3 separate regions of the Homo sapiens genome follow, and all the other regions are linked to region 3. Evidence: chromatin loops called from intact Hi-C (ENCODE). Cell type or tissue: gastrocnemius medialis. All regions are shown on one strand. Each heading gives the region's core, and the rest is flanking DNA. Links, peaks and the distances in the headings are about the cores only.

Region 1 (6,707 bases), core at 1,024-6,023, 580 kb after region 3:
TGTGAGGGTGGCGGTGCTTTTCATTTTCCAGGATGGGGTGAAGGAGGCTGTGGGTAAGGCTTCCTCGGGAACCGAACTGTGGTTCACACTTCCTCCTGTCCACACCAAACCCAGCGAGACTGGAGCAGCTGGCCAAAGGAAGGTGTAGGGAGCATGAGCTGGGCAGGGCATGGCCTTGGCAGAGGGAGCAGAGCATTCAAACCCTGGAGGCAGGGCCCAGCCACAGAAGGGCATCGCAGGGATGCCTGAACATAGGCAGAGGGGAAGAAGGGAAGGAGGAGGGACAAGAAGATGGGCCTATCCCTATCGAGGTCAGGCAGCCCATCTGTAAAGGGCCTCACAAGCTGGGTTAAGAGATTTGTACCCATGTCTGACAGCAGTCACCTGAGCTCTCAGGACACCAGAGGTCTGTTTATAAAGAGAGGCTAGGTAGGCAGTGTGGAGTAGACACACTTCATCCATCCCTGAATTATATTATTCTATTCACTCTGGGAATAATAGCTCACAATATTTTTACAATAATTACAACATAATGTTCACAATTTCTACATGGTGTTTTAAGTGCATTATTTTATTCAACATACAAATAATTTATGCTCAATAAAGGAAAATTGAAAAATCAGAGAAATAGAATTTTTTTAAAAATGTGCTCATGATGGCCGGGCGCAGTGGCTCATGCCTGTAATCCCAGCACTTTGGGAGGCCAAGGCGGGTGGATCACGAGGTCAGGAGATCAAGACCATCCTGGCCAACATGGTGAAACCCCGTCTCTACTAAAATACATTTAAAAAAAAAATTGCCAGTCGTGGTGGCGTGCGCCTGTAGCCCCAGCTACTCACGAGGCTGAGGCAGGGGAAATCACTTGAACCTGGGAGGGGGAGGTTGCAGTGAGCTGAGATCGCGCCACTGCACTCCAGCCTGGCGACAGAGCGAGACTCCATTTCAAAAAAAAAGTGCTCTTGTTGCCACCATTGAAAGATTAGTAGTATTTACATCTTTGTACATTTCTATGCCTCAAAGTTTAGTTTGTATGGTGGGGCAAGGATCTATGTGTTTTGTTTTGTCTAATTCATTCATTCATTCAGCAGTAATTTATTGAGGGCTCTCCATGTGCCAGAACTGTGCTAGGGGAAATCATGAACAGCAACGAAGTTTACAGTCAAGTGGAAAGAATAGAGATTCAACAAAAAATTACCATTGTGACAAATGGCCCCAGAAGCCACAGAAGCATAATGTGAGACTCTGCAGTGAGGGCTGAGAATCATGAGCGGAGTACAGTGTGGTACCTTGTATGTTCACTTGTTCTTATCAAAGCACTTACCAGGCCTCAAGTGCTCCTTCTTACTAGTTTTTATTGGGGTATATGTTATCTATTTCTCCTGCTGAGCCTGAGTTCCTTAAAGGTCAGAGCTCCACCCACTGCCCCTTTTCACAGCTATAGCCCCGGCTCCTGGTTCAGGCTTGCCTCTTAATCGTGCTGCCAAAAAATACCTTTTACCTGGCTGGCAGTTTGTTAGCACACAGAAGTTGCCTGCTGCTTCCTCAAGGCCATGTTTTGTGGCTATGTCATATTCTATCAGAGATTCAGTTCTTAGTTCATAACTAGCTGGATTGACCCCCTGACACTTCGGTCAGGAGAGGTCCCAGAGCATATAATTTTGGAGATCTGTAGTTTTTCCCCATCTAGGTTGGGCCTGTATTCTTTGGAGCAGGAGTAGATGCACCAGTTGAGTTCTTAATTATTGATGCAGTTGTTCCAGAGATTGTCCAGATTCTCATGCCTGTCATTGTCACCTCTTGGATATTTTCTCAGCCCCACAGCGTCAAGTACAGAGGTGTGGCTCCTCCCTTGAGCAACTGCCCACCTCACTAAAAAAAGACTTGGCTTCCCCAGATCCAAAAGCAACACCTCAGAGCCCTCTAAGTCCTGCTCTCTGGGGTCCATGGACTCGAATAGTGGCTGTTTTGTATGTGTTCTGGGAGAGCAACCAAGGAAACTGCTATTGTTGGTGGGGGGAAGGGGACCAAGAGAAGGTTGAAGAAGCCATGGCAAAGCCTCAAGTTCTCATTCCCTTTATGAAAGAGAGAAGATGACAAGCAAAAAGGAGTGTTTGGGAAAGATGACCCAGGCATGCAGTGGGTTAACACTTTAATCATAGGTCCAAGGGGTTGGGTCACCTAATGAGTCTTTGTTCACGTGTGCTGAAATGCCTGCCTCTGAGCTGGCCTCTGGCAAACTCCGGAGCACTCTCCTAGCCACCCTCTTGAAGCTCTGGGAAGGGCAGTCTGCCTGCCCACTGATTGTTCCAGCCCCTGGGCCAGCAGGACCTCCAGGCCTTCGAAGCTGCAGGTACCAGCCAAGTGCCTCCCTTTCTGTAGGTGGTAACTAGATAGTTGCCGTTGGGTGTGCTGAACCAGGCCTAGGCAATGGACTCTTCCAGAAAGGCTTTTCTGCCTTTTTAACCATCCTTGTCCTTAACATTCTTTCTTGGTCAGGGGAGACTTTACAACTGGTAGGCTCCTCCTTATTTGGGACTGGGGGAGGAATCCAACTGTAAGGTGTCCTCTCTGGGTCAGCCCTTAGCTATTGTGTTGGGAGCAAAATTTTGAAGGTGGAGAAAGGTTGACTTCCACGCCTCCAACCTCCTCCTCCCCTGATGATTCTTCTTTCCTTGTGTGACTACTCAGATGCTGTCTGAGCCAGTTTCTGGGCAATATTATGAGTATTAGTCACTTGGACCATAGCATAAATAGGTTTGCATGAGTCAGTCAGCATCTTTGTATCTTAATTTGACTAAATTGCCGTTGCTATTGTTTAAGGCATTTAGGGCATCTGGGCAGGTATAGAAAAAACTTGGAGGTCAGAGAAGGTCCTTTACTTCTAAAATGATATCTAGGTCATGACTAGGAACTCATACAGTAGTACCAAGTGAAAAATAAGAATTTTAAAAAATGCATTGAGTCCCTTTTCCTCTTTGTCAGAAAACTGGATGTTTTCAGACATTTTGGATAGGCTTAAACATAATTTTGAGTTGTTGGCAAGGAAATTCAATGCTTCCAAAGATTTTATAAAACGCATTTCTCTGATATTTGAAAGAGCCTGTCAGAGACAGCAACGAAGGTTTTTACATGTTGTGCAACAAGGACTGTGGGTTTATGAGGTGATTGGCACACTGGGGGCCCTGTGAGGTGTGTGAGTCCTGGAGTCCTTACGCTGGTGCTGGGGCAGCCGTGGTAGTATGTACAGAGCTTTGAGTGTCTCCTGAGTTAGGAGAGCCATTTGCTAATGGGTTGTAGATGTCAGGATCAGGCTGGTTCATGCCAGGAGTCTGTGATTCCCTCAATGAAAGGGCAAGCTTATCTAGAGACACAAGGAAGTTGGCCATGTTTGGAGAGTGATCTTGCCCATTCTGTGCCTTTTGTTGGTTAGTAATGACCTCAGACCGAGACGGAGGAGCAAGGAGGGCAAGATGCTGAGTTCCTGAAAATAGCATCCCCATGGTGACCATGTTCTCTATGGAAGCTCTGATTTACTTCCTGAATCCCTGTGAGGTGATGACCCAGAGCCAGAGTGGGGAAGCCCACCACACCCCACAGGCCTGGCAGGCAGTTTCTTAGGGCTCATTATGCTGGTGGCGACACAGGCTCTTTGAAAAATCAGCTTGTGTAATGAGTGGCTGGGAACAGCTCACCCCACGACCTGGGAACTTGACACCAGCCAAGAGCACACTCCCAAGGTCAGACAGAGAAGGTCTCCTGCCTTGGGCTCACACAAGGGCAGTGTCACCAAAGCACCAAGAAGTCTTAAAGGAGTGTGTTGCCATCTGTGTTCAGGCTTATGATGCTGTTTGGGTTTGCAGACATTGTTTCCCTTGTGCCAGACTCCAGTTAGGGCTGGTTTCCAGAAAATCCAGCTGGTTGGTTCCTTCATTGTCCTGGCCGCAGCCCGGATGAGTTACTCAGGATCTGTTGTTGCTATCACCTCCTTCCCAAGCTCCACCCTCTCCACAGACATGGTCAGAAGTGTACACACAGACCCAGTGGGCTGCATTTAAAGATCACAGGGTATCACTCCAGTCGTCTTTCTCCAGGATTATTTCTCTCAGAGACTGCAAACTCCTCTGTGTTGGCAGCAGCCAAATAAGAGGAATGCAGTTAGAGAAACAGCCTTTACTCTTGTGTGCCTCCGTCCCAGCATCCTTTTCTTTTTGGCTCTCTCCAGTGACTGCCTGTTCACTTTTTAGGCCTGGCCATCACAGAGTGTCTACCACTTCTCCCTTCCCCAAGCTGAATTAGATTTTCCCTTCCTCAGATCCCACTGCATTTTTTTTTATAAATTCATCCCAATGCTCCTTTTTTGTGAGATATAACTTATAGTTATATGAGTTGTGACAAGTGTATGTTTGTCAAATACATATAGTCATGTAACCATCACCGTAATCAAGGCAGTAAACAGAATTGCCCCCCATATTTTCCTGTGCTCCTTTGTAGTCAGACTCTCCCTTCTCCCCTAGACCCTGGCAGCTACTGATGTGATTTCTCTCCTAATGATTTGCCTTTGCCAGAATAGCATATAAATGGGATTGCACAGTTGTGGTGGTTTGAGAGGCTTCTTTGACTCAGCACAGGGCATTTCAGATTCCTCCATGTTGTTTTGTATGCCCATAGTTCATATCTTCTCAGTACTGAGTGCCCATGACTTTTTATCCATATCTCTACGTGAGCCTCTTCCATTGTATCTGGATATGTGATATTTTTCCATCTGTCTCCTTGATGGGTAGCCAGGCTCTTCCAGGGCTGGACTGTGTCTTGTGTGCCTCTGTATCCCCAGCCTGCATGTAGCAGACACTTGACGGAATGTGCTGGGGCAGCTGTGTGTTGATAGTGGAGGTTCTTATCCTCTCTGGCTCTCTCTAGGGCCCCGGCTGGTCCCTGCTCAGGCCTGTGTTCAGCTGGTGACCTGGAGAGACACCCAGGGATGGGCAGGCAGGCTTCTCATAAAGCACTCCCATCCTCAGTTTGGTGTCCCTGATGGATGGGTGCCAACACTTGTTGGGAGGTTTGGGGGGTTCTCTGTGGCTCCCCTGAAGCTCTTCTCTCTGGGACTCATGAATTCCTGGGACTGTGGTACGGGCATGTGTCTGTTTCCTTCCTAAGCCAGAGAAGCCCTCTTTGGGCCTTGTTTGCACTGAGTCACAGCTACATTGGCTAGTTAGTTAAAAATAGGCTCTAGTTATCTCTGCCCTGTGATAGGCCCTCTCCTCGGGCAGAGGCAGGAATCCTTATGTAAATATTTGGAGGAGCTTGTGGCTGGGGTGGTTTCCATGCCAGGATCTGCTTGCCTGGACTCCTGGAGCCACGAGGGCAAGGTGGCAGTGGGAGAGTGAGAGGTGGCATGTGTTAGAACACTCAGGGTGTTCACATTACTTGGGAGATGCTGGAGTTCATGGTAGTACCTCGAGCCGGTGGAAGTGGTTGGTCATTTGCTGTAGTGACAATGGCTGAGTCTTAAAAAGTCAGTAGGACTTATTGGAAAACCACCAGGTTTGAAATCAGACTGACCAGAGTTCAGTCTCTGTGATTCCTCGCCTTACTGGCCCGTGGCCTAAAACAAGTTACATGACTCCTCTGAGCATCATTTTCTCCTTTGTAAACAGGGACGATGTTATCTGCTCCACCAGGGTGATTGTGAGAATTAAAAGTGATCATGTGTGTAAAGCACGTAACAGAGCCCTGCACGCAATAGACCCTCATTTAGTGCCGGCTGCCACCACAGCCAACTCTAGTCTTGCTATCTACTTTGCCAGCAAACATTACAACCTTGCACTGGATATCTAAGGGAAGAATGAGAGGTTCTGAAAGGACGTAGGATCTCCAGATGCATGTCCAGACCTCTTTCCAATGTGCTCACATCTCTTTAACTTCTGTTGGCCTTCAGCCCTACGGGTAAATCACTTCAACAGCTGCCCATGTAGGGCTGATAACTCAGGACTCACCAGCTGGGAGAGGACTGTAACCAAACTTAAAAATAGAGACACATCCATTGCCTGGTGCAGGGGCTGTGCAGGCCTCTGGAGAGAAGGCCAGGCAGCATCTGCACACCCAGGCTGAGTTGGACTCTGGGCAGCTGGAGGCTTCAAGCCTCACGACGAAGGGGACCCTGCCAGGCAAGCCCGGCTTTCCTTGGTCCAGAAGTTCTGAGGGTATGTGTCCTCATCCTCTCCCCCAACTAGCACTGCCTGGCTAGAGACTGACCATTCTTCAGAGAAAGAAAGGTGGAGAGGGTGTGGGGCCAGGTGTGGGGGAGATGGGGATCCTTAGGCTTAGCAGAGCTGTCTGAAGCTGGGCTGCACTGATTCCGTGTAGCCTTTGGTATAAGGGGATGGAGAGAGCCACTAGGTGGCTTTTTAAAGGAAAGTAAGGCAGTCCTATCTAAGGTGAATGGAAAGTGAGCTCAAAAAGATAGGCTGCAATATGATTGATCTAATTTCTTGTTTAGCCCCAAACCAGGTCACTGTGTCTGAATAGAAGTGTGTCAGAAACAAACCAGAGAGTGCCCACAGAACAAGGCCCACACAGAAAGGTCAAGCCCTCCTGTTGAGGGAATACACCCAGATAGGGTGACCTTTGTGCCCAGAGCAGAGTTCTCTAATATTGTCGTTAAATTGTGTCTGTATCTGCTTCCTCCATGGCCTCCCCTTCCTCTG
Region 2 (6,992 bases), core at 1,070-6,069, 300 kb before region 3:
AGGGGCCCATAGGTATCTCCAGACAGACACACATCAGGGGTGGGTTAGCCTGCCTGGGGATAGTGCGTGTGTGTTTCAGACATAGCCACACTGGGAGGGTGGATACATAAATACTCACACAGGCAGGTACCAGAGTTGACCCTAACTATTCCTGGCTGGGAGCTTGGGCCATTTTTATTGCAGCATCCACACCCTGGGCCACAGAGGATTTTTGTATGGCCACTGGAGGCAAGGCCACAGCTGGTTCTGGCGGGGGCAGAGTGGGGAGAGCCCTGGGTGTAGGGGGCCACCATGGCTAGGTGGGGTCTGCAAGGGGTCAGGGAGGTCCTCCCAGCCAGCACTCCCTCTTCACTGTCACCACCACTGTGGCCTTCTTGTCACCCTCCTGTCTTCACCTCCATCACTGTTGTCCCTGTCCTCGGCACTGCCTTCTTCATCTGTCATCCTGTCCCTCTGTCCAGGTGCCCATGCCCACCCTCTCTCCTTGCATCCTGGTCTGGTGCCCACTTCTTGTCCACTTGGAGCTGCTTGAGGATGGGTGAGAGGTGGGAATGAATTTGGGTTATGCTGGCTGGGAGCCGGGGTGAGGGGTGGCATGATGGTGTGCATGCGTACGTGTCTGCAGGCTCCAGGAAGGTACATCCTTTCCTGGGGCAACATTTGTCCCTGACCCTCCTACCAACCCTCTCTCCCCCCTGTTTCTGACTGCCCCATCTCTCTCTTTCTCTGTCTCTCTCCATCCTCCCATCTCTGTCTCAGTCTCTGTGTCTCACCTCTGCCATAGCCAAGGGTCCCTGTCTCCAGTTTCTCCGTGATGGCCCAGGGGAGCCGGTTCCTCCTCCCAGCCAGTGTGAACTGTTTGCCTGAGACAGTCGGTCCATCCACTCAAACAACCACTCAATTCAGACTCCTCGTCTGACTGACGGGTTTTTTTTTCTCCTGCTAAATTTACTTGCATTTTTGACTGAATTGGCCATTCAACAGAGGTTGTGTCCACATGCCCCTTCCCCACCCATGCCAACAGATGAACAGGCTTGCAGACAGACATGCACACAGAGCCAGGAGCACGCAGACATGCTCACGCCCACGCAGAGTCACAGCCTCGTGCCCATGGTGACACGTGGAAGCACGCAAGACGACACACTCCCACACAATCACACGTGTGGCCTCATCCTCTTGTCCATGGTTACACACACATAGACTATCCACACCCGTCCAGTCACACATGTTCACACCTCGTGTGGCAGTGTCTGCATGTCCTCACACCTATTCTGGGGAAACCTTGGGGAAATGGAGGCAAGGGGAGGGAGGAATGTGGCCCAGGGTGCAGCGCTGGGCAGAGCCCCAGCCCAGCACCCAGGGCAGCCTTTGCAGTCTCCTCCAAGGCCGGCTCATGGAACACCCTCCTTTCTTCCTCAGCCCGTCTAGGTGGGGCTTCTGGTCATTTCAGGCCGCTGCTGAGCCCCTGCAAACCTCAATAGCAGCTCCCAGACCCCGATCCTAAAAGGGGAGTCTTTTTTTTTCTTCCAAGGACAATAAATATTTGCTCTTTGGGAAGCTGCTGGTGGGAGAGTACAGGGTTTGGCCCAGTGGCAGGGAATGTCCAGGGCAGTTCAGGGAGGCCACAGGCCATGCTGTGGGGGGAGGGGCCGGGCCCCTGTCCGGAAGCTGGACCAGCAGGCAGAGCTGGGGAGCTGGGGCTCAGGGCTGCATCTTGCTCCATTCCTCCTGACCCAAGCCCCAGGCCTTTGTTTTCTCAGTTCCTTTGATTAGCACATTGGCACCCCCTCCTCCCATCCCAGACCCCGGTATCCCGAACCTCACCCATCCAGAGCTCCCACAAACCCTTGGCAGCCCGAGACTCCATCTCATGCACCCAGAATGCACAGACCCAACTGATGCTCACTCTTTGGACTAAACAGGGGTGCAGTATCTCCAGACACATTTTCAATCTCCCTCCTGAGACTAGCTGCTGAGAGTGGGGCTGAGGTCCCCCAGTCCAGGCCCCTGAGAAGTCAGGGCCATGCCCTTCTTCCAGAATGGACCAAGCCTGGCCAATGCTGTCCCCATCCTGTCCCCCATGAGGCTTGGGTCCCTAGAGGCTTCTGCCTGCCCACCCCTCCCTCATGCTGAATTGGGCTCCCAAATATAGCGGCCGTGGCCACAGCCGGCCAGGACACCACAGCCCTAAGCGTCAGTCCTGGGCCGGGATCAGAGGGGCAGGAGCTGATTATAGGTCCCTGGGCCAAAACCAGGGTTTGCCTGCCAGCCCGCTGGGCCCTGCCACCCCCACCCCTAGAACCACAAGGTTGGAGCATCTGGTCCCCGTCAGCACAGTGGGCAGAGGGAGGGGCCTGAGGGTTGTGTTTGGCCTGCTCGAGGACAGAGTTGTCTGTGTGTGGTGTGGGGGTAGTGAGGATGGGCTGGGACTCAGGGGCAGAGACTGTCCTCTGAACCTGGAATCACAGTGCCCCACCCATGGCCATGGTACAGGTGGGGAAACTGAGGCCAAGAGGAGCAGGGACCAGCCCGGGTCACAGGAGCATAGGGAGTCTACTGCCTTCCCCTTGGGTACTCTTTTCCATCTCTCAAGGCCCGGGGTTGTGCCTCTGGGAGGTGGGCCCCATCCTGTTAGTGGCAGAGCGGCTTTGCTGGGAAGTCCTCCTAGGAGTCAGACTTTCATCTGAGGCTCCAGGGCCATGGGATGGTGTAGAAATTTATCTCCTTCTGCTGGTCCTTGTACCTGCCTCGTGCCATCTCTAGTCAGAATTGCTGGGCAGCTCTTGCCTCCTTGGGGCCACGGTCTCCCCATCTGTGCAACTGGACAGGGACCTAGGGGCCCCGCGTGGGGTCTGTGTTCATGGGTGTCCAGTGTGTAGCGGTGGGTTCACATCTATGTGGACACACAAGTGGGCCCTGGTAAGTGAGCTGCAGCCTACGGGCCTGCCCACACCAGGACAGGGTCCCCAGGACCTGCTGCGCGGCAACATTTGACCTACTTCTAAGGCTCTGGGTCTGGCCCAGGCCGTGTTCTCGACTCCTCCGGGAAGTGTGGGCCTGCGTCCCAGCCCAGAGGCTGTGGGCCAGGAGGGGCGGGACCGGCAGGCCAGGGCGGGCCATGGCTGCCTGCGGAGACTGCGGCCCAGGGGACAAGGGCACGTGGGGAGCCCGACCCTGTTTCCCTGCCTCTGGCTCTTAGGCCCAGGGGACAGCTGGCCCTTACCTCCTTCTGCCCACCCTCCACGTGGCAACCATAGTCTGAGCTCCCCAAATTGGCTCTGACAGGATGATGGACATTCTTCATGCCCTTCTGAACGCTACCAGGGAGGTCTGCCAAGCAGCTACCCCCGCTGTTGCCAAGAGTGTGACCCCCCGGTGCCCCTTCCCACTGGCCTTGTCCACACAGGGCCACGCTGATCTGGAAATCCGTCAGCCCTTGTCCTGGGTCCTGGGTCTGGGGTTTGGGTTTGCAGTCCTGGAAGTCTGGGTTTAGAGTCCTGGGGCTTGAGTCCTGGATCTGGGGTCTGGGTTTAGAATCCTGGTTCCTGTGTCTGGGGTCTGGGGTCCGGAGTCTGGGTTGAAGGTCCGGGTTTACCATCCTGGGTCTTGGAGTCTTTGGTCAGGGTTTGGGTGCCAGGATCTGGGTCTAGGTCTCCACAGTGGGGTCTAGTCCTGGAATCTGGGTTCTGGGTTCTGAGTTTGGCACTCAAATTGTGAGACCTGAGTCTGGGGTCTGAGCTTGGGGTTCCGGTTTCCTGATCTGGGGTCTGGGTTGGGATTCTGGGTTCTGGGGTTTGAGTTCAGGAACCAAAGGTCGGTTCCCATCCCTTCTGCGCCCCCTGCTGGCTGATCGTGGTCCAGTCACTGCCTGTACCACAGGGGTCACCCTCACCTCTTTAGTCTGTGAAGAGCACGCCTGAATTGGGGTGGGCATGGGGAAGTGGTGGGTGGGCTTGGAGGCAGCTGCTGGCCGCACTACTGTCCCAGAGTGCCCTCTGCACCGCCAGAGCTCCTGTCAGTCAGTTGGCAAATCTCCCCATCTCTCCGGGCCCACTCCAGGACAGGGTTTAGCAAGGGGTTCCAGTACCTCTGTGAGAGGTGGGTAAACTGAGATATTTGGAACATTTGTTCATCCAGCATTTATTGAATGCCTGTGGTGTACCAGGTCCTGGGAAAATGTAGCTGTGGAAGAGCAGAACATTCCTCCCTCCTGTGATGGCTGACATTCATAGGAAGGCGGACACACGGAAGACGCCAGGTAACAAGAGCCCAGAAGAAGGCCGGCGTGGCCGGGCTTTCCTGCCTTAGTCCACAGGCTCCTCAGAAGTCAGGGCCCATATCTTCCCCGCATTCTCCTTGGCTGGGGGAAGGGAGAGGTAAGTGGCTGCCTGAGAGGGCTCTGGGACATGGCGTGTGCCAGCCTGCAGCACACTGGGCTGCAGCTCAGACATCAGAGCTTTGGGAGCTGAAGCAGTAGGACCCAGACCCCCAGCCCTGGCTCTCCAGGCCCCCGAGGCCCTGCCCAGATCCTGCCTGCTAGGCTGACTCCTGAAGGGCACAAAGCTCAGGTTGGGATGTGGGAGAGAGAGGGAAGTGCCAGGCATGGTGTGGCCTGTTCTTACCGCCAACTGCTGCCCACCCTCCCTCCCTCCACCCCCAACTCCCTGCCCACCTTCCTGCCTCCTGTTCACCCCATGCCTTGCTCCTGGTCTCGGTGTGCCTGGGAGGGCTCTGGCTGGTCCTGAAGAGTGCCTACTGGGGGCTAGGCAGTTGTTATAGGTTTGAGGGTGGGCCTGTGGGTGAGTCCTGGGGCACTGTTGTTCCCAAGCCAGCAGGGACATGCCCAGAATCAGAGCTCAGGCAGTCACCATCCTGGCCCTAGCCTTCATCTGGGTCCTGATGAGGGAGTGAGGATGGCTCTGTGCACCCTGTCCCTGCTGCAGGACCACGTTTGCCCTGTGTGTGACAGGAGGGGCCCAAGCCACTGCCTTGACTCTGCCACACACAGGTGGAGGAAGGTGGCACTATGTGGCTCTGGCTGGCTGCATGAGCCTGCCCATCCCAGATCACAGACCTGGACACTGAGGCCCAGGATGCTCTTGTCACTGGCTTACCCCCATTTGGGCCAACGTTGGGTGGTTTCCAAGGGGTGGTAATTGTGTGAGGATGAAAGAAATGAGATGGGAGAGAGGGCCCTGTATATGTCCTCTGCTCTGGCCCTCTGCTTCCCTCATGATGAACACAAGGAAATTGGTCTTGTTGGCGGTGTCTGTGGGTGGCTGGGGCTCCCGTGTGACTTCCAGAGCCCGTTGTCCTGAGGGTCGGCAGGCCTGGGTGGTGGGGCCTCCCCGGGGCCCCTCTGTGTGGCCCTCTGGCTGTCTTCTCCTCTTGTGGTATTTCTGGCTCGTCTCCACTGACCATCCCCCCACCCCTTTCTTTCTCAATACTGTTGCCAAACATTTGGAAGAAAAGTGAAAAACTTGCCCCCCCGCCAGTCCCGGATGTTGTCAGATTTCCAGATGTGGGTGTTCTGCCCTCCAGATGAGAGGCAGAACGTGTTCCAGTCAGGAGCGGGCTGGCCCCAGCCCTGGACTGCTGTCCCTCCCTGTGAGGCGGAGTGACAGGATGAGAGGGACTGGGCCCAGTAGGAAGACAGCAGGGCGTGCCAGGTAGAGGCCCTGGGCCCCACAGCACCTCTCAGCCTCAGGCTTAGCCCCTTGCCACACCAGGGAAATCCCTGGCTTTGAAGTTTCTATCAAAGGCTCCAGGCACTTAAAAGTAACCAGGAGCACCTCCTTCCCACCCCCCAGGCACAGATGCTGGGCAAGGAACAGAGCCCAATGTGTTTACAAGATGTCCCCACTGTTGGCGTCCCCATGCGGGAAGAGCCTTGTGCCACCTCAGCCCTCCCACCTCCCCAAGTGGCAGTCCCGTCAGGCTGTACTCTGTCACTGTCATCTGCTGAAGGCTGGGCTTGGGATGGACCCTGGGGGCCGGGCACTGCAGGATGGGCACTGGGGGTGGGCACTGAGTGGTAGGAACAGGGAATGAGCATCACTGCACTGGGGCAGACCCTGCTTGGCAGCTTGGGGTTCCTCAGAGAGGCAGACCCTCTCAGAGCCCCTGCCAAAAGGGTCGGCAGAGGGCAACATGTGGCAGTGGAATAGCATTGGAGAGAGCTTTCTGGAAGAGGGCCAGTAGAGCCAAGCCTTGAATATGTCAGGCAGAGGGGGCGAGGGCACTCTGGGCAGAGGGTGCAGTGGGGAGCCAGGCCTGGGGTGTGTAGGGAAATGTGCATCCCTGGGGCCTGTAGAGAGGGGAAGTAGGAATCTAGGGGTGAAAGCTGAGAAACTGGTCCCTGGGCCAGCAGGGGCTGAAGAGGGAGGCTGCTGAACTGGCCTGGGGCGACTGCCCTAGAGGGAGCAGCATCCTTTCTCTTGCCCTTTGTGGGGGTTCCTGGAGACCCTTGGACCCATAGCCAGGGCTACAGCTGCCTGCCATGACCAGACACTCACATACAGACACATGTAAACACCCAGACATAAACACACAGAAGCAACACCCGCAGACACACTCACATAGACACATAGACACACCACGCACACATAAAGACCCAGACCCACAGAGACAAATGCAGACACCCGGGCCATCCCTTACATAGACACAGATACGGAGCACACATAGGCACGCACAGAGCCCCCCACCACGGAGGCACCCAGACAATACACACAGGTGTACACAGACCCCCCTCCACACAAACACAGACACAGAGAGACCCACAGACACATAGACACCCCGACACAGACACAGACAACACACACAGACACATGCTGACTTCCGCCTTCCCCCACATGGACACGGTCATAGACACAGACACAGACACAGGGGACTTTGGAGAGCTTAAGTTCAGAGGTGCCCTTAGATCATCCCAGTCCTTCTGGCCCCAACACAACACGTAGCATGTACTTGGTCCACCCTTCTTCACCTCTTCA
Region 3 (6,992 bases), core at 1,688-6,687:
TCATAGTTTGAAGTCTTAGATTTAAGTCTTTAATCCATTTTGATTTGATTTTTGTATGTGGTGAGAGATAGGGGTCTAGTTTCATTCTTTTGCATATGGATATCCTGTTTTCCCAGCACCTTTTATTGAAGAGACTGTTCTTTTCCCTAGCATATGTTCTTGGTTCCTTTGTCAAAAATGAGTTCACTGTAGGTGTGTGGATTTGTTTCTGGGTTCTCTATTCTGTTCCATGGTCTATGTGTCTGTTTTTATGCCAGTACCATGCTGTTTTGGTTACTATAGCTCTGTGGTATAATTTGAAGTCAGGTAATGTGATTTCTCCAGTTTTGTTATTTTGCTTAGGGTAGCTTTGGCTATTCTGGGTCTTCTGTGGTTTCATATAAATTTTAGAATTGTTTTTTCTATTTCTGTGAAAAATGTCCAGTATTTTGATAGGGACTGCGTTGAATCTGTAGATTGCTTAGGGTAGTGTGGACATTTTAGCAACATTGATTCTTCCAACACATGAACATGGAATGTTTTTCCATTTTTTGGTATTTTCTTCAATTTCCTTCATCAGCGTTTTATAGTTTTTATTATAGAGATCTTTCACTTCTTTGGTTAAGTTAATTCCTAGGTATTTAATTTTATGTGTGGTTATTGTACATGGGATTACTTTTTAAATTTCATTTTCATATTGTTCACTGTTGGCCTATAGAAATGCTACTGACTTTTTTTTTTTTTTTTTTTTTTTTTTAAGACAGGGTCTCTGTTTCCCAGGCTGGAGTGCAATGGCACAATCTCGGTTCACTGCAACTTCTGACTCCTGGGCTCAGATTATCCTCCTACCTCAGCCTCCCAAGTAGCTGGGACTACAGGTATATACCACCATGCCTGGTTAATTTTTGTATTTTTTTTTTTTTTGTAGAGATGGGGTTTTGCCATGTTGCTCAAGCTGGTCTCAAACTCCTAGGGTCCAGCAATCCACCTGCCATGGCCTCCCAAAGTGCTGGGATTACAGGTGTGAGCCACTGTGCCCAGCCTGCTACTGGTTTTTGTATGTTGATTTTGTTTCTTGCAACTTTACTGAATTTGTTTAGTTTATCAGTTCTAATAGTTTTCTTGTGGAATCTTTAGGTTTTTCCAAATATAAGACCATATCATTAGCAAACAGATAATTTAACTTCTTCCTTTCCAATTTGGATGCCCTTTATATCTTTCTCTTGTCTGATTGCTCTAGCTAGGACTTCCAGTTCTATGTTGAATAACAGTGGTGACAGTGGGCATCCTTGCTGTGTTCCAGATATTAGAAGAAGGGCTTTCAGTTTTTCCCCATTCAGTAAGGATACTAGCTGTGGATCTGTCATATATGGCTTTTATTATGTTGAGGTATGTTCCTTCAAAACTCAGTTTTTTTGAGGGTTTTTATCATAAAGGAATGTTGAATTTTATCCAGTGCTTTTTCAGCATCAGTTAAAATGATCATATGATTTTTATCCTTTATTCTGTTAATCTGATGTATTGTGTCAATTGATTTGTGTATGTTGAACTATCCTTGTATCCCAGGCATAAATTCCACTTGGTCATGGTGAATGATCTTTCTAATGTAGTGCTGAATTCGGCTTGCCAGTATTTTTGTTGAAGATTTTTGCATCAATATTCATCAGAGATGAATTTTGACCTGTAGTTTTCTTTTTTTTTGATGTGTCTTTCTCTGGTTTTGGTATCAGGGTAATACTGGCCTATAAAATGAGTTTGCAAGTATCCCTTCCTCCTCTATTTTCTGGAATAGTTTGGGTAGGATTGGTATTAGCTCTTCTTTAAATGTTTGGTAGAATTCAGCAGTGAAGCCATCAGGTTCTGGGCATTTTTTTACTGGGAGACTTTTTATTACAGCCTTGATCTTGTTACTTGTTATTGGTCTGTTCAGGTTTTGAATTTCTTCCTGATTCAATCTTTGTAGGTTGTATGTACCTAGAAGTTTGTTCATTTCTTCTAGACTTTCCAATTTATTGGCATACAGTTGCTCAATGAGTGGATTTTTAAAAGTAAAAGAAGGAGACAGAGAGGGATTGATATAAAGTTATTTGTTATGAATTTTCATTGGTTTACAGAAATAACATTGATAAGTGATTGGCTATATATCCTTTAGCTATAGGGTGTGGTTATAGTGTCTGGCGTGTTGCTATTAGGCTAATTTACAGCTACTTGTGACAATAGCAAGTAATTTCAAGAGATGAAGACATATAGCTCAAAGAGGGGAGTAGGGCATGAGTGCAGTTTCATTTTAATGTCTCCTTGGGCCTGATAATGAAAAAAACTTGCATTTCTCAGATAAAAGTCCTTTTTTTTTTGAGACAGAATTTCGCTCTTGTTGCTCAGGCTGGAGTGCAATGGTGCGATCTCGGCTCACTGCAACCTCGGCCTCCCGGGTTCAAGCAATTCTCCTGCCTCAGCCTCCCCAGTAGCTGGGATTGCAGGCGCCTGCCACTACGCCCAGCTAATTTTATATTTTTAGTAGAGACGGGGTTTCTCCCTGTTGGCCAGGCTGGTCTCAAACTCCCGACCTCAGGTGATCCACCTGCCTCGGCCTCCCAAAGTGCTGGGATTACAGGCGTGAGCCACCGTGCCCCACCAAAAAGCATTATTTTCAAAAGGCCAGGCACGGTGGCTCATGCCTGTAATTCCAGCACTTTGGGAGGCCGAGGTGGGCGGGTCACCTGAGGTCAGGAATTCTAGACCAGCCTGGCCAACATGGTGAAACCCCATCTCTACAAAAATACAAAAATTAGCCGCGCGTGGTGGCAGGCGCCTGTAATCCCAGCTACTGGGGAGGCTGAGGCAGGAGGATCGCTTGAACCCGGGAGGCGCAGGTTGCAGTGAGCCGAGATCACACCACTGCACTCCAGCGTGGGCGACAGTGAGACTCCTCTCAAAAAAAAAAAAAAAAAAAGAAAAGAAAAGAAAATAATGATTTTTAAGGAAATGAATTTTAGAAGTATGACACATATATCACACAAAAGGTATTTTTCAGTTTAGGCTAAGGGATATGAGGAGCCATTGCCATTAAGGATCAGGACGTGTTCACATGGACTCCTGGGAGCAGCCAGGGAGTTGATTACTGATTATTAACTTGTCATATTTTCACGATGTCGGCTATCAGCAAAACATATTTGGCCAATTAGTAAAGTATCTAAAGAGAACCTAAACTCACATACATTTTAGGATATTAAAAAGATAAAATGTAACGGTGAAATTGAGACCTTCGATGTCTGCTGCTTCCAACATCGAAAACACTTTTACATTCCCTTGGTCATATGGCTTTCAAAGCCTGCGTCTGGCTGGGTTCCCAGCTTAGCGTGCTGAGCACTCGGAACCAGCTCCCTTCCATTCCACACCCTCCGGGATCTCCAGTGTGAAAATGTCTGGCCCTGGGTAGGAGGCTGCAGATAGTCCCTGGGCCGGGGCTCGCGCTGGCCGGCTGCAGCGCGCAGGGTGCCAAGCCCTCCCCTACGAAGTCTGTTTTGTCTCAGGCTGGGCTGAGTCACATAGAATAGATAGATAGTTGATTTAGCACATGTCCTCCAGATCATATTATCCGCCTACAAATATAGCCTGTTAGCGCACAGGCACGGGAGGCTTCTTCCGGCTCGGCCGTGCTGCTCAGCGGGTGTAAACAGCCTCTGCGGTGTAAACAGCCTCTGCGGTGTAAACAGCCGCGGCGGGCAGGCCAGGACTGTCAGTGCCCGCCCCTCGGGGCAGGTAAGCGCTGGGCGTCCGAGGTGGCCGGGGGGCGGGAGCGGGGGCCTTGCGCTCCCCGTGGGAGGACGCGGGCGGATGGCCGGTGCCCCGGGCGCTCAGTTGTTTAATCCTTCCTCTGTGCCTTGGTGACCTGCAATCTGCCGGAGCGACAGGGGTAAACGTCCCTAACCGGACAGCGGCTGGGGCTTAGGCATCCACCGTTATCTGAGGTCCAGGACTATGGTGGGAAGGCGAGAAAGGAGAGAGCGTGGGGAGGCAGGGGTCCCCGCGAGTGAATCTTGCTCCGGCTTAGCAGTTCCCCTGCGCGTACTGCTCCGGCGCCCAAGGCTGAGCCCAAAGCTTTCTGGTCCAAAGCGCTGTCCAGGGGAGATAAATCAACTTTGTTTGTGTCCTGAATGGTATGATTGACACATGGCCCTGGCGGGGAAGTCTTTTCTTCCAGCGTCTCACGCCCCCTGGCTTGGGGTGGGGACAGGCCTGAGGCAAGGGCGGAAAGTGACTGGAGACCCAGAGGAGGAGGAATTGTCTGGCTTGTTAGCGGCTCTGCCCTGTTGCTAGCTCTTCTGCTGGACCAAACCCTCTCCCAGAACTCAGGGACTGGGGGGTTCACCCATTATTCACCCAAAGAACCTCTGCTAATCATGCCAGGTGGAGGAAAAACCCTCGGATGCTCACATACCTCTTGTTTTTGTCTTACATTTAATTGGTGACAGGGATTCTTAGTTTCCTTTCTTTTTTCTTTAAATGATTGAACTTTTTTTTGATCTTGCTAGGTGCCAGGTACTGTCTTAAGCTCTTGACACAATGATCCTATGTGATGTTCTCGCCAACCTGTGAGCTCAGTGCTGTTTGCTCCATCACGTCCACATGAGAACATCAGGCTCAGAGAGGTTAGGCTGTGTTCTCAGGGACATGTGGCCAGAGAGTGGGTAGGCAGGGCTCCCGCCCAGGCAGCTTGGCCTTGGAATTGCCCTCTTAATCCCGTCTGGACCCTCTGCCTCCCCTGGCTGGATTTTCTAGCTAAACAAATTACAATAAAATTAATCAGAAGTCCCCAGGGAAACTCTGATCATGTGGCATAAATGTCATTTAATTCAGAATTTGGCTGACTATACTGACCTTACTTGACTATTTAGCTCCTATTTACCCCCGTTTCTATCAGAAAACTCACTGCGTTCATTCCAACGCTGGTGTCCAGGCAGTGGCCTTATGTGAGGATAGAATGGAATTTGTGAGTCACCAAAGCTCCTTGGTTGTCATATTATTGCCCATTGTATCTTGGTGCCCCCAGAAATTCCCATGGGTTACAGTGGTTCTCTTGGATACAGCAAGGCTGATGATAGAGGTTTTCCTTACATTGATGACACGCCTGGAAGGGTGCTGTGGAGGGCTTGGAGCTGGGCAGCCTGGGGTGGAGGGGTCCTGGGAGTTCTGAGGGGCAGGTGTGGAGGAGAGAGCCTCTCTCTGCATGGCTGGTTAAGGTGACCTCTGGCATCAGCTCCGTCCTCCTCTCCTGCTCCATCCCTTGCTCCTGTCCCCCTCCCAGCCTCCCAGTGGGAGTGCCAAGAATGGCTTGGCACCTGCATGATGAGGTGAGTCTCCTCCCAGACTTTGTTGAGTCTCCTCCCAAACTCCCCCAGATCCTTCTTAGGATGCTCTGAGAGGTTAACCCTGCACCCACTCCACACCTCCTACCTAGCAACCCAGTGTAATTTGACAAGAAGGGAGAGGACTAGGTGACCGGAAAACCCCCCCTCCCCCTGGCATATGACTTCTGAGTGGAGACTAGTGCCCTGGTGCCAGGGGACATGTTTTTCCAGTCATGCCCTCTGGCTCTGTAAAGTGGATGGCTCTGTAAAGTGGATGGCTCTGTAAAGTGGTTCTGATATAACTGGGTTGGGGAGGAGGGTGTGGAAAGTTATTCAGCCAAACCTGCCCTGTCAGCCCTTTCCCCTTCCTCAAGGTCCCTGCAGGACTCTCCCAACCCCTCCCCCACCCTTTCTCTTTTGGCTTCTACAGGGGTTGGTTCAGCCTCTGTTGTCTAATGAACGTGCTGTGCTCAAATATATCCTTTGATGCTCTCCCCTCTAGATTGGGAACTTGGAGTCATGGACAAGGCTTCTGTCTTTCTGCATTTAATGAATGTCCATAAATGTCACTTAGGGTTCCTAGGCATTGAAAAACAGAAATACAAACTAAGTACACTGGCTCAGTACACACGGTTTCTGTGTTGAGGTTCAGAAGCAGGAGACTGGCATCTGTAGCCCTTGGACTACTCAAAACCCCCTCATTTGATGGCCATAGCACACCTCTGTCTGCAGGGGCTTGGACAAGGTGATGGAGAGGCCCCACCAGTTCCCATCGTATGCTACAGTATGACCTGCTCAGCTGAACTCATGGGGGCCGGTGTGTGAACCCAAGTCTGGGGACTCCCAAGTGGCTGCTCCTGTCAGTAAACTGTGGCTCGTCTATGGCTTGGTCCATGGACAGACAAAATATAATGAATCAAATACTTTAACTTGCATGAAGTATTGTGATGCAAATAAACAGTAGACTGAGAAATAAAATAACAGGCGGGTTTACTTTAGATGAGGAGGCTGGGAAGGCCAGACAGGAGAAAACATTTAAGGTGGGTTCCAGGGGTGTGGGGAGGAAGCCATGTGACTTGGGGAGGAATGCTCTAGGCTGAGGGAGCAGTGTGTGCTGAGCTCTGAGGGGGAAGAGGCGTGGGGTGGATAAGCACAGAGGAGGGGAGCAGGAGGGGTGAGGTGGGATGGGCAGGCCGAGGGCAGACCATGCCAGGGGCTCACTGCCTCTGTGGAAAGCTGGGATCTCATTCTCATTTCAAAGGCAGGCCTTGGGGAGATTTGTGCCAGGTGGTGGCATGATCTAGTTCTCATTGGAAAGTGACTCTCACTATTGAGTAGAAGATGGGGTTGAGTGGGAAGCCAGGAGACCAATTAGGGGGCCTTTCCCCAACTGAGGCAAGGCGTGACACTAGTTGGTGGTGAGAAATGCATGCCCTCTAAGATGTAGGTGATAACTGGAGGTGTGGATGAATGTGTGTGTGTGTGCATGCATGTGTGTGTGTGCATACTATCTGCATAGTGGGTGGGCAGAGTGAGGAAACGAAGCAAAAGAAGTGACTTCTGGCCGAGTACAGTGGCTCATACCTGTAATCTCAGCACTTTGGGATGCCGAGGCGGGCAGATCACCTGAGGTCAGGAGTTTGAGACTAGCCTGGTCAACAT

Evidence for each region. Hi-C counts contacts between places; a loop is a spot of excess contacts. Peaks named below come from ENCODE experiments on the same cell type or tissue, not always from the same donor. Only the 100,000 strongest peaks of a DNase experiment are listed, where the experiment ranks them.
Region 1: a loop joins it to region 3, with 3 times the contacts of the local background. A loop is called at or near these places in 2 of 110 quality-filtered maps.
Region 2: a loop joins it to region 3, with 2.1 times the contacts of the local background. A loop is called at or near these places in 2 of 110 quality-filtered maps.

Annotation. Positions count from the first base shown.
Region 1 is chr3:45,985,028-45,991,734 of GRCh38, reverse strand. All of the region lies in intron 1 of FYCO1 (FYVE and coiled-coil domain autophagy adaptor 1), which reads left to right. Among named protein-coding and RNA genes, the nearest start is that of FYCO1, 7.4 kb to the left of the region's middle. RefSeq lists enhancers at 3,186-3,686, 5,124-5,418. In gastrocnemius medialis, for the core only: no CTCF peak of the experiment used is centred there; DNase peaks (open chromatin) are centred at 2,234, 3,194, 3,714, 5,394 and 2 weaker places; H3K27ac peaks cover 5,000 bases.
Region 2 is chr3:46,863,774-46,870,765 of GRCh38, reverse strand. It overlaps a transcript of MYL3 not described here. Among named protein-coding and RNA genes, the nearest start is that of MYL3, 3.8 kb to the right of the region's middle. In gastrocnemius medialis, for the core only: a CTCF peak has its summit at 3,845 (motif pointing left); DNase peaks (open chromatin) are centred at 3,065, 3,845 and 5,576; H3K27ac peaks cover 4,344 bases.
Region 3 is chr3:46,562,926-46,569,917 of GRCh38, reverse strand. It overlaps LRRC2 (leucine rich repeat containing 2), which reads left to right and starts at 3,616. Exons shown (of 9, transcript NM_024512.5): 1 at 3,616-3,741. RefSeq lists enhancers at 3,445-3,739, 4,007-4,917, 4,918-5,828, 6,500-6,992. In gastrocnemius medialis, for the core only: a CTCF peak has its summit at 4,228; DNase peaks (open chromatin) are centred at 3,537, 4,157, 4,597, 5,497 and 1 weaker place; H3K4me3 peaks cover 2,413 bases; H3K27ac peaks cover 5,000 bases.